Regions from separate parts of the Homo sapiens genome. Here region 1 is linked to region 2. The links are chromatin contacts, found by Hi-C in ENCODE. All regions are on one chromosome and are shown on one strand. Each heading gives the region's core, a stretch centred on a gene start or an enhancer-like site at or near the end of the contact. The rest is flanking DNA. Distances are from core to core; before and after follow the strand shown.

Region 1 (5,753 bases), core at 3,251-5,750, 1.3 Mb before region 2:
AGCGGGCCCAGCAAGCAGGGTGGTTTGGTGGGCTACAATGACGGCCACTAGGCCGCCCTTGCTTACAGACTGGCCCCACCAGGTGGCAGCACCAGTCCGGGGCACAGCTACGTTTTGCCGTCTAACGGGTGTCTGGTGAATCTCATTCCTAAATTGTGAAACTTTGAGTCATCCAGAGTTTCTCCTAAACCAAGGTATCAAGTGCTTCGGGCAGCTCAAATTAATTGGCTACTTCTGGTTGTCAAAAAACTCCACAGAAGCGGGCAAGGAGTGAGGAGGGGGTGTGGCTCTCCTCCAGGTGCCATGGAGCCGGCTGAGTGGCTCCATGTCAGGCAACGCGGACACATGGCTGGCAACACAATCACTCTCTACGGCCCATTCCACCTTACGGCGGGAGACCGCACTGCCAGGACGGCCCAGGGCCTGGTGGCTCACGGGGTCGGTGCGCCAGCAGCCTCTTCCGGGATCCACCGCATCCCGCGAGTCCTTGATAGTATTTGTAGACTGCTGTGGTGTTGTCTGCCTTGATGCTGTCGCAGTTTGTCCCTCGAACCCCGTGCAGTACAAGGGCTCACACCCACGGAGACCGCTGGCACAGTGCTTAATAAAAAATGAAGGCCGGGCGCGGTGGCTCACACCTGTAATCCCAGCACTTTGGGAGGCCGAGGCGGGTGGATCACGAGGTCAGGAGATCGAGACCATCCTGGCCAACATGGTGAACCCCCGTCTCTACTAAAAATACAAAAAATTAGCTGGGCGTGGTGGCGGGCGCCTATAGTCCCAGTTACTCGGGAGGCTGAGGCAGGAGAATCGCTTGAATCGGGGAGGTGGAGCTTGCAGTGAGCCAAGATTGCGCCACTGCACTCCAGCCTGGGAGACAAAGCGAGACTCCGTCTCAAAAACAAAAAAAACAAAAAAACAAAAACAAAAATAAAAAATAAAAAATAAATCAAAGGGGAGGGAACACCTTCTTCCTGCCCTGTCCGAGACCCCCAACAAGGAGGTCACACAGTTGATTCCGGAATGAGAACCCCTGGACTCTGGCCTCGCAGAGCAGTGATGGTTGGGTTAGGTTGGTGAAAGTAGAAATGAAGAAATGTGGGTGAGTTCAAGAGATACTGATGTAGTGGAATTAGTGTGTCTTTGCAATGTTTTGGATGTGAGGGGTGAAAGAGCAATTAAAGCTGTTTTCCAGATTTCTGCCTCATGCAACTGTTTGTGCCTTTCACTGCAGAAACTGGAGACTAAACTGGACTGGAAGTGCGTAGTTTTTTCGTTTTTGTTTTTTGGAGATAGGATCTTGCTATGCTTTCCACGCTGGACTTGAATTCCAAGGCTGAAAGGATACCATCCTCCACCTCAGCCTCCTGAGTAGCTGGGACTACAGGTGTGTGCCCCTGTACCCAGCTTCATGAGTTTAGTTTTATACATGTTGAATTTTAGCTATCTTGGTTAAAGATTTCAAGGTAGAATATGTGGGTCTGTAGCTCAGTGGAGAGGCTGGTTATGTTGGTTATGTGTTCCATCTCGATGTTGAAGTTACTGATCCTTTCAGGGAGGTCTTGGAATGAAGAGGAATACTGAGCTAAGTGCCAGAGTCCCTAGTGAATGAAGAATTTAATTAGGGTATTTGTTAGATGGCACAACAAAGGGGGTTGGATAGAACTTTGGTTGAATGGTTTGGTCTCTTCACAGGAAGACTGCTTTCTACAAGAGGATGGGTTAGTAACGGTCTGGAAGTGGTGATGGGTACGAAGAGCTCACTGCTTCACCCTCAAGTGAAGAAATAACACTTGAGAGGATTTAGGAAAGGTAGTCTTGGCAGGAGAGAGCCAGGTTTTAATTTGAGGAGGTCAAAGGAATGCTTTAGACTAGTTAAGTATATGAAAGTTTGTATAATGGAAAGGTTTAGGGACTGTCAGAAGATGAGGTCTCTGCCTTTCTAGAAAGCATATTCTCTTTTCCTTACTATTTATGATGCACAAATTATTTACACTACAAAACCAAGCTTTTATAAATTTAAATCTATAGATTTCACATTTTTAAGGATATATAAAGTTTCTATAGCTTTACCCATTGAGTTTGGGTTTTGTTTCCCCTACATTTCTTTCTTTCTCTTTCCTTTCCTTCCTTTTTTTATCTTTCATCTTTCTTTCTCTCTTTCCTTTCTTTCTCCTTCCTTCCTTCCTTCCTCCATTTTTTTGAGACAGGGTCTGCCCTCTGTCACTTGGACTAGAGTGCAGTGGCACAATCTCGGCTCGCTGCAACCTCTGTCTTCCGGGTTTGAGTGATCCTCCTGCCTCAGCCTCCTGAGTAGCTGGGACAACAAGAGTGTGATACCATGCCTGGCTAATTTGTTTTTGTATTTTTTGTACAGATGGGGTTTTGCCATGTTGCCCAGGCTGGTCTCCTACTCCTGAGGGTCAAGCGATCCACCTGCCTCAGTCTCCCAAAGTACTGGGATTACAAGCATGAGCCACCGCACCCAGCCCACATTTTCTGCTTTTTATGTATCTGCTTTTCTATTTCAGGACTCATATGAATGAGCAAAACATATCTTGAACACTCATGCAAAAGAGTGTAAGAATCTAGCAGAGGCTTTATTGGCCTCTGAGACTTTGGATGCCAAAGAGATTCAAGTTGTTCTTGAGGGGAAGAAAGAAACTGGAAGTGAGATAACTCTCTTCTTGATAGGGATGTATTACTAGTTTCATTGAAGAATGGAAGCATTAGTCTCTCTTTGGCAATGCTTTCCCATCCATTCTTGAGTTAGTATAATTCAAGGGTGTGAGATACTTTGTCAGTCTATTGTCATGATGACACCTATTGCAAATTAGCAACCTTGCAGCATGCATATTTAAAAAAAGAACAATCAGGATTTAGAACAGCTTATTTGAGAAATGTCAGTCATAAAGTTGAAAGAAATGATTTTATGGTTGGTGACTCTACTAGATGCGAATAAAAATTGTGCCCTTAGCTCTTGGGAAGCATTTTTAATTTGCAAGCTAAAATTGTTGAAGGATATCCATTATCTCTTGATATTACCATTTATCTTTTATAATAAAATATTATTTGGTTGTTGGTAAATCATAATTTTATGTACATCAATGGAAACTTAAGATGCAGTAATTGTGCTTCAAATTAACTGCATATAAAATGTTTAAATCTAAGAGTAGAGAGTTGTAATTCAGTTACAATCAGAATTTAAATGGTTATAACATTTTAAAATGGACAATAAAAAAGGCAGACCATAAGAAGTACCGTAAAAGATGTGGAGAAACTATAACCCTCATACACTGCTTGTTAGAATAAAAAATTCTACAGTCACTTTGAAAACCACATCCATTTAGTTATAAGCATATTTCTTAATTTTAATGTGTCATGTTTTAATAAAATATGTCGGAATAAAGACTTTGGATTGAAAAAATAATACTGAGTAGTGGACATGATTTGGAGAGTTGGTACCTTTGAAACAAATATTTTATTTCTATGCAAATACCTTTCTGTCCCCACTCTGTTACACATGAATCCTTATTTTAGTCAGGAATATAATCTTTCCTTCCCTTTCACAATAGAAACTTAATTAAATTATATATAAAAGCGATGTTTTCTGAACTACTTCCATCTTCCATCACCATGACAATATAACGGGTGGCTAATCTGTTATGAATGTGAGAACGCATTTCATTAAAAAAATTACTAAGTTGCCAAACAGGGAGGGTGGGAGGACACTTATTTCTTAAATAAATCCTACTTCAGAGAGCTTGCTGTGAATGTTCTGCTTCTGGAAGCAGGTATTTGACTCATCCAGGAAATCAAGGCTGAGAGAAGGGCTGGTGGCTGGTGAGCTGCTTTGTCTGAGAAAGGGAGAATTGTTACTGTGTTGAGACTTGTCTGCACTCTCCGAATTTGTTTTGGCAAAGAATGCTTGAGTGTTTACAGAGGCCCAGATGTTGGTCACGGGCAAAAGACAGTGAGCCATTATGGGGAGGGAGGATCCATTTTAAATCCCATGTGAAAGGGCCTATTAAAGGTGTGAAGAGGCCTCAGAAGAGTATAATTCAAAGTGGATCTCTGGATGCCTTAGGAGCTGTGAGAAAACAAAGGCCAGGATGGAGTGCGTTCATTCAGGTTAAAGCAATTGGAGGTGAGGACACCCGTGGGCAGAGAAATACTCCTGAGAGAGTTGGTTTTAAAATAAATGCTGTGTCTGGAATTGGTGGGTTCTTGGTCTTGCTGACTTCAAGAATGAAGCCACGGGCCCTCGCGGCGAGTGTTACAGTTTTTAAAGATGGTGTGTCTGGAGTTTGTTCCTTCAGATGTTCATATGTGTCCAGAGTTTCTTCCTGCTGGTGGGTTCATGGTCTTGCTGACTTCAGGACTGAAACTGCAGACCTTCCCGGTGAGTGCTACAGCTCTTAAAGGCGGCGCCTCTGGAGTTGTTCTTTCTTCCAGTGGGTTCGTGGTCTCGCGGGCCTGGCCTCAGAGTGAAGCTGCATACCTTAGCAGTGACTGTTACAGCTCATAAAGGCAGCACGGACCCAAAGAGCGAGCAGCAGCAAGATTTAGCACAAAGAGCAAAAGAACAAACCTTCCACAGCAAGGAAGGAAACCCAAACGTGTTGCCCCCACTGGCTCGGGTGGCACAGACACAGAGTGCTGATTGGTGCGTTTACAAACCTTTAGCTAGACAGAAAGGCTCTCCAAGTCCCCACCCAACCAGAAGCCCAGCAGGCTTCACCTCTCAATGGCACTGGCTGCGGGACTTTGCGGCACCTAGCCGGGGCACTCTTGCAGCCCAGAGGGAGCCCGTCCTCCAATCAAGCCCAGCAGGCGCCCGACGGCGGCGCGGAGTGCAGGGCAGCAGAGGCGCGCCCAACCCGGAACCGCGCCAGCCCTCCAGCGCCCTGCGCAGCCCGGGCTCCCGCCCGCGCCTGTCCCTCCACACCTCCCCGCCAGCAGAGGGAGCGGGCTCCGGCCAGACCCCGAGAGGGGCCCCCACAGCGCAGCGGTGGGCTGAAGGGCTTCTCCAGCGTGGCCAGAAGGGACGCCGAGGCCAAGGAGGCGCCGAGAGCAAGCAAGGGCTGCTAGCACATTGTCACCTTTCAATGCCATATAAAGATTGCTGGAAATTATCTTACAACTGTTATCAGTCAGATAAGAACTCAACCACCCTTTGCAAATTTGACTCTTGCAGGATCAGAAACCATAATTTGGTAGCTGAGGGAGGGTGGATGGAATTAGGGAAGAAGAACTGTGCCTGCCTCCTTCCCTTACTGCATGTGGCCAGACTGCGACAGGCCCCAGCTGATTAACTCTGACTTTGGGGCTTTCTTTTTTCCCCGAGACATTGTCTCGCTCTGTTGCCCAGGCTGGAGTGCAGCGGCGCGATCTCTGTTCACTGCAAGCTCCGCCTCCCGGGTTCACGCCATTCTCCTGCCTCAGCCTCCCCAGCAGCTGGGACTACAGACGCCCGCCACCGGGCCCGGCTAAGTTTTTGTATTTTTAGTAGAGACGGGGTCTCACGGTATTAGCCAGGATGGTCTCGATCTCCTGACCTCGTGATCCTGCCTTGACCTCCCAAAGTGCTGGGATTACAGGCATGAGCCACCATGCCCGGCCGACTTTGGCGCATTTTTATCATTACGTGGGGAGGGACAGTCTGTTTCAGTGCTTTGTCAATTAAAGCAGCACTGGGTTTTTTATATTCCTTGAGAATCATGTTTTCAGCCTGGGCGGAAGAACATGTACAT
Region 2 (6,245 bases), core at 98-2,597:
AAAACTCAGCACATGCAGAAACAGGGGCCTGCTCTATTCTGGTGGAGCCACTCCAGGCCCCGACTGTGCGTAAAGGGTGGATTGTCTCACGAGGCACCACGACGCCGCGGGCTACACCATGGTCTTCCAGAGGGGACAGCAGCCCTGGGATGGAAGTTAGGAGGCCTGAGCTCTCACTCCCTCATTCTTTCATTTTAACCAATAACAAGTTAGTGAGAAACTGCTCCATGCTGCGCCATGTGCTAGACATGAAAGCAGACAGGAAGAGAGTCTTGGCTTCTAAAAGTGTCTAGGCTGGTCTTCATTCCTCCTGCCACCAACCTTGTGCACTTTCGATGAGGTGCCTCAGGAGGAAATCTTGAAGTCTTCCACTCAACAGGAATGTATAGAGGATAAGGATGGGTCAGGCACCAGGCAGGAGTGGGAGACCCAGGGCACATCTTGACCTTCAGAGGCTTAGAGCAAGAAAGCAGGCAGGTATGTAAGGCACAGAGATGCTCTGTAGGAATCTGCAGAGAGAGCTAGGAAGAGAGGAGGGGCACTACCTGGGGACAGGGTGGACAGGGTGCTAAAGGAAGGCTTTGCAGGTGCCCTTGAGCTGAGCCTTGATAGGTGGAATCAGCACTCTTCATGCAGGAATCGGGCAACGTCAGCAGGAAGAGAAATTTCAGCAAAGTTCCAAAGGTGTGGAAATGAATCAGGCCTGAGCAGCCTCACAAATGTTTTTGTACAGCTGGAGGTAAGCAGCAGCAGCATCTGAGAGGAGCTGCAGAGGGGCAGGGGCAGGTCCAGGAGCCCTTGCCACAAGGTCAAACTGTGTGACTTTGTCTTGAAGGGCAGAGTGCAGTCTGCAGTCCCATGTTGTCTTAGAAAGCATCCTTACTGACAGCCTGCGAGACAGAGGGCTGAAAGGTGCAGGGCAGGAAGGCCCAAGAGTCTGCCCGTGGCTGCAGTCCAGGAGGGAGAGGACTATGGCTGCATTTCCACATCTGGCACAGGGCCGGGCACATAGCCATGCCTGGCAAAGACTTGCTGAGTGGATGGGTTAACAGAGAAAAAGTGGATCTGTGAGATGACACTGGCAGTGGAAATGGGGGAGGGGACATTGGTGCTCCCTAGGGAATCAGTGGGACCTGTATTTCACATGGGCATGAGAATTGCTGGCTGGGTGCCTGTCCTCTGTGGGGAGGCAGCCGTGGGGCCTATGGCTGCTCAGGGGCCCTGGGCATAAATCCCCAGTGTCTAGTCGAGTTCATTGTGCATGGTTTGACTCCTTTCCTCCCACCTGGTAACCTGGAACATGGAGTTTTGCCTGGGGCAAGGCCTCTGATCCATCCACCTACATGCTGTTCTACAGGGATGGGGCAAGACAAACTCTGAGTCACAAACATGTTCAGGCAGGGTTGGGGCCTGACCCAGGTCTCTCCATACCCCAGCCTCTTTCTAATTCACCATGGAGGCTGCATTCTCTGTAAAAAGTGGAAAATCATTGACCAAATCCCTCTTGACAACTGTAATATCTTTGTTGTGGTTTTTAAGAAACATTACTTTTTTTCTTCTCTTATGACTTTTAGCTCAATTTTATAAATGAATTAGTTGTTAAGAAAAAATAAACACTGCACAATATAAGCTGCAAAACAGCACCATTGTTCAAGAGAAGAATCACTCTGAGCAGCTCTAGCTTCCTCAAGAAACATCTGCCTGGCAATGCCGGTGAGGGGGCACATGAGGGTCATGGGCCACTGACTCCTCCCTGTGAGCCGGTTCCCAGGGGTGTGAGGAGGCAGTGTCTTGGACTGAGCATCTGCCACTTGCCCGTTGCTATCTGCTTCGCAGCAACCTGCTGCTGAGAATGTGTGTCACTTACGGATAATGGGACAGGCTCAGAGAAGGTCATGCGTTCTTAGCAAAGTTGAAGGCCAGTGATGAACAGGACTGCCAGAAGGGCTTGCATTTTGCACCCTGAGTGTCCTCCAAACCCTGCGTGGGTTTGGTCATGGCTGAGCAATGACACTGGAATGAGAGATACAGGACTACTTGAGTCAAAAACATCAGCGCTAGCAGGCTTGAGACTCCAAGCTTCCTGGACATTTCTGAAACAGGCCTTAAAGAGGAGAGAGATGAGTACACAGATGAAGCCCCACATTGCTATAAAAGTCAATGTCTTGAACTGAGTTGGAATCCACATCAACATGCCCTTCCCATCCCCAGAAGAAAGCAGAGAACGTGCTGTCAGGGCCCTAGACTGGCAAGGAAATACTTGCGACTTCGGGATGGTTTCTCTGTAATATCTGAGAAGGGATCATCCCCCAGGTCGGGCTGGTACCAAAGGACAGGCTGAATAGTTCAGACAGGATGAGAGGAAGGAGGTGCCGCTGTGGGTCAGCAAAGACCAGGGAGGAAGGAAGGCCCAGGAAAGAGACCGCAGCCCATGCCCCCCACTGTCCAGGATGGCCTCGGACAGGAGGGGAGAAAGTATTTCAAAGCTGCAAGGCACTGCACGTATAGGTGATGATGTTTTCAGTTGTTTCATAACCAGAATATTTTTAAAATAAATAATACTTCAGAAACATTCAAAAGCCATTTGGTAGCATGCTTAAGATGGAAAGGTTTGTAACTGAATATCTAAATGAGACCATTGCCCTGAAGGTATTCTCTAATTACTCCCAAAAGACAGCTGAAAACTGCTTTAAAAGTGTCTCTTTAGCAAGCCTGTGTGTCTGCACTATAAACAATCTAGTATATAAAGTAAAAACAGAAAAGGGCACAATGATGCAATAATAAAGTCACCCAATTAAAATAAACTAAAACAGGATCTAAGAAAGTTAGAATTTCTGAGTAACATAACCTCACTCAATTTTCCTTTGCAAAATTGACTGTAATAGATAGTAGTTTAATCACGAAATTAACAAAATTAACATGACTTTTCCAATATCAAACATGTTTCATTATTAGAAAAATCATCCTGCCTCATCCTACCATTTGTGTACTTAAATTTATAACTTCATCAGTAAGTTTCCATATTTCTCGCTCAAGGATTTGTTAAAATTTAATAAACGTCTTTGTTGATAAATATGAGTGAAAACTAAGTAGTGACCAAAATGTGAGTGGCAGGGGTTTGCCAGGCAGGTAGAGGAGATACAAAGTGAGGCGCTTCAGGGAGTTGGGAGTCCACTAAGGGCTGCCTCTGGGCAGCGGCAGCTTTGGTAAGTGGCTTGGCAGGTGCATCCTGAAATAAAATGCCACCTGATGGCTGTGCTTCACAGGAAGGGCATCCCGTGATTTTTCTCACATATCCTTTCATTGAAGTGGTCAGAAAGCAGAAAAGAATGATTACTGAATGTCAACCAGAAGACTTAGAGATCGGCATGGGAGGCCACTGCCTGGAAAGCCAGATCTCAGGGCTGTGCCCATCTTCCCCTGAGTCCATTCTTTTTTTGTGTGTGCTATTAACAGCTTTAATGAGATATAATTTATATACAATAAAACTCACCTAAAGTGTATGAGCCAATAGTTTTTAGCATATCCACAAAGTTGTGCTTCCATGGCACAAGTGTGGATTCCATAGATTCCAAAGATTCCATACGATCCCTAGATTCCAAAGACCACAATCTATTTTAAAGCATTTTGATCATCCCCAAAAGAAACCCCACATTAGCAGTCACTTCCCACCCTACGCCCCCCGTTCCCCGACACACTCACATTCCCCAACCCTAGCCAAACACTAATCTACATTCTTTCTCCGTGGATTTGCTCATTCTGGACATTTCACGTAAATGGAATAATACAAGATGTGGTCTTTTGTGACTGCCTCCTTTCACTTAGCAGCATGATTTTAAGGTTCATCCATGTGATAGCACGTGTTAGTACATCATTTCTTTTTAAGGCTGAATAATTTTTCACTGTATGGATATATCAAATTGTATTTATCCATTAATCAGTTGATGGACATTGGGTTGTTTCTGCTTTCTGGTCATTATAAGTAATGCCAATGCAAAAATTCATGAGCAAAGGTTTTTGATGGACAAATGTTCTCATTTCCCATGGGTATCTACCTAGCAGGGGAATTTCTGGGTCATCTAGAACTCTATGTTGAACTTTTTGAGAAATTACCAAAGTGTTTTCCTCAGTGGCTGCACCATTTTACATTCACACTGAAAATTTATGAGGATTTCTGTTTCTCCACATTTCTGCACTCACTTTTTTTTTTTTTTTTTTTTTAGAATTACAGCCATCCTTGTGTGCGAGAAGTGATATTTCATTGTGGTTTTGATTTGCATTTCCTTAATGGCCAATGCTGTTGAACATTTTTTATATGCTTGCTTGCCACTTGTGTATGTTCTTTGAAGAAATGTCTATTCAATTCACTTTCCAATTTTTTAATTGAGTTGTTTGTCTTTTTGTTGTTGAGTTGTAAGAATTCTTTATACATTCTCAATATTAAACCTTTATCAGATGTATGAAATGAAAATATTTTCTCCCTTTCTGTATGTTTTTTTCCCTTTCTTGATAATGTTCTTTCATGCACAAAAGTTAACTTTGATGAAGTTTATTTTCTCTATTTTTTCATTTCTTGCTCACATTTGCTGTCAAATCTAAGAATCCATTGCCTAGCCTGGGGTCACAAGGTTTGTTCTGGTATTTCTTTAAGCTGTATGGTTTCAGCTCTTGTATTTAGTTCTATGCTTCACTCTGAGGTTTTTTTATTTTTTTTATTTTTATTTATTTATTTTTTGAGACGGAGTCTCACTCTGTCGCCCAGGCTGGAGTGCAGTGGTGCGATCTTGGCTCACTGCAAGCTCTGCCTCCCAGGTTCACGCCATTCTCCTGCCTCAGCCTCCCGAGTAGCTGGAAGTACAGGCACCCATCACCACACCCAGCTAATTTTTTTGTATTTTTAGTAGAGACAGGGTTTCACCGTGTTGGCCAGGATGGTCTTGAACTCCTGACCTCGTGATCCACCTGCCTCGGCCTCCCAAAGTGCTGGGATTACAGGCCTGAGTTAATTTTTGAGTAAGGTATGAGGAAAGGGTACAACTTCATTCTTTTGAATGCAGATATCCAATTGTCCCAGCACCATTTGTTATGAAAACTGATTTTTCTTATTGATTTATTGGCACTCTTCTCAAAAATCAATTGACCATAAATGTAAGATTTATTTCTGGACTTTCCGTATGTGTTGTTAATCTATGTGTTTATCTTTATGCCATACCACACTGTCTTGATTATTGAAGTTTACAGCAAATTTTTAAATTGGGAACTCTGAGTCCTCTAATTGTGTTCTTTTTCAAGATTGTTTTTGCTCTTCAGAGTTTTTATAGTTTCATATTAATTTTAGAATCAGCTTATCAGTTGATATAAAAAACCCACCTGGGATTTTATTAAGAGCTGAGTTGTTTTCATAGATCAATTTAAGGAGCATTGCCATCTAAACAATAGTAAGTGTTCTGATCTAAGAGCACGACATGTCTTTTCATTCATTTAGATCTTCTTTTATTTCTTTCAACAGTGTACTTTTCTACGAACAAGCCTTGCATTGATTTTATGTAATTTATTTCTAAGTATTTTATTCTCTTTGTTGCTGTGGTAAATTAAATTGCATTCTTAGTTGCATTTTTGGATTATTCATTACTAGTGTATAGGAATACAATGGATTGTTTTTCAATTTCTGATCATGGCAAAACACACATAACATAAAATTTACCATTATAACCATTTTAAGTGTGCCTTTCAGTGATATTAAGTGCATTCATGTTGTGCATCCATCACCATCAAGTATCTCCATATATCTTTTCATCTTGTAAAACAAACTCTATACCCATTAAACAATAACTCCCTATTTCACCCTCTCCTGAACCCTTGTCAACCACCATTCTATTTTCTAAAGTTGAATAGTATTCCATAGTATTCCATTGTGTGTGATTGTGCGTGTGTGTGTGTGCATGTATGTGTGTGTGTGATATCTTGTTTATTCATCCACTGATGGACATCTGGGTTGCTTCCACATTTTGGCAATTGTGAATAATGCTGCTATGAACATGGATATACAAATATCTCTTCAAGACTCCATTTTCAATCCTTTTGGATATATACCCCACAATAGTATTGCTGGATTATGTAGTTCTATGTTTAATTTTTTGGGGAACCACCATAATGCTTTCCACAGCAGCTGTACCATTTTATATTCTCATCAAAACAAGCGTTCCAATTTCTCCACATGCTCACCAATACCTGTTATTTTCTGC

What was found. Hi-C counts contacts between places; a loop is a spot of excess contacts on that map. Pooled maps may share reads with other maps.
Region 1: a loop to region 2 is called in a pooled map of psoas muscle, with 5 times the contacts of the local background. The contact joins two enhancer-like sites. A Hi-C loop is called at or near these places in 2 of 50 pooled maps.

What each region holds. Positions count from the first base shown.
Region 1 is chr2:130,327,063-130,332,815 of GRCh38, reverse strand. No RefSeq gene overlaps it. Among named protein-coding and RNA genes, the nearest start is that of TRE-TTC1-1, 7.3 kb to the left of the region's middle. RefSeq lists an enhancer at 1-421. Within about 2 kb of position 4,500, at least 2 of the 41 ENCODE cell types and tissues checked have a DNase peak (open chromatin) inside an H3K27ac peak, as active enhancers do.
Region 2 is chr2:129,051,558-129,057,802 of GRCh38, reverse strand. No RefSeq gene overlaps it. Among named protein-coding and RNA genes, the nearest start is that of LINC01854, 220 kb to the left of the region's middle. Within about 2 kb of position 1,347, at least 3 of the 41 ENCODE cell types and tissues checked have a DNase peak (open chromatin) inside an H3K27ac peak, as active enhancers do.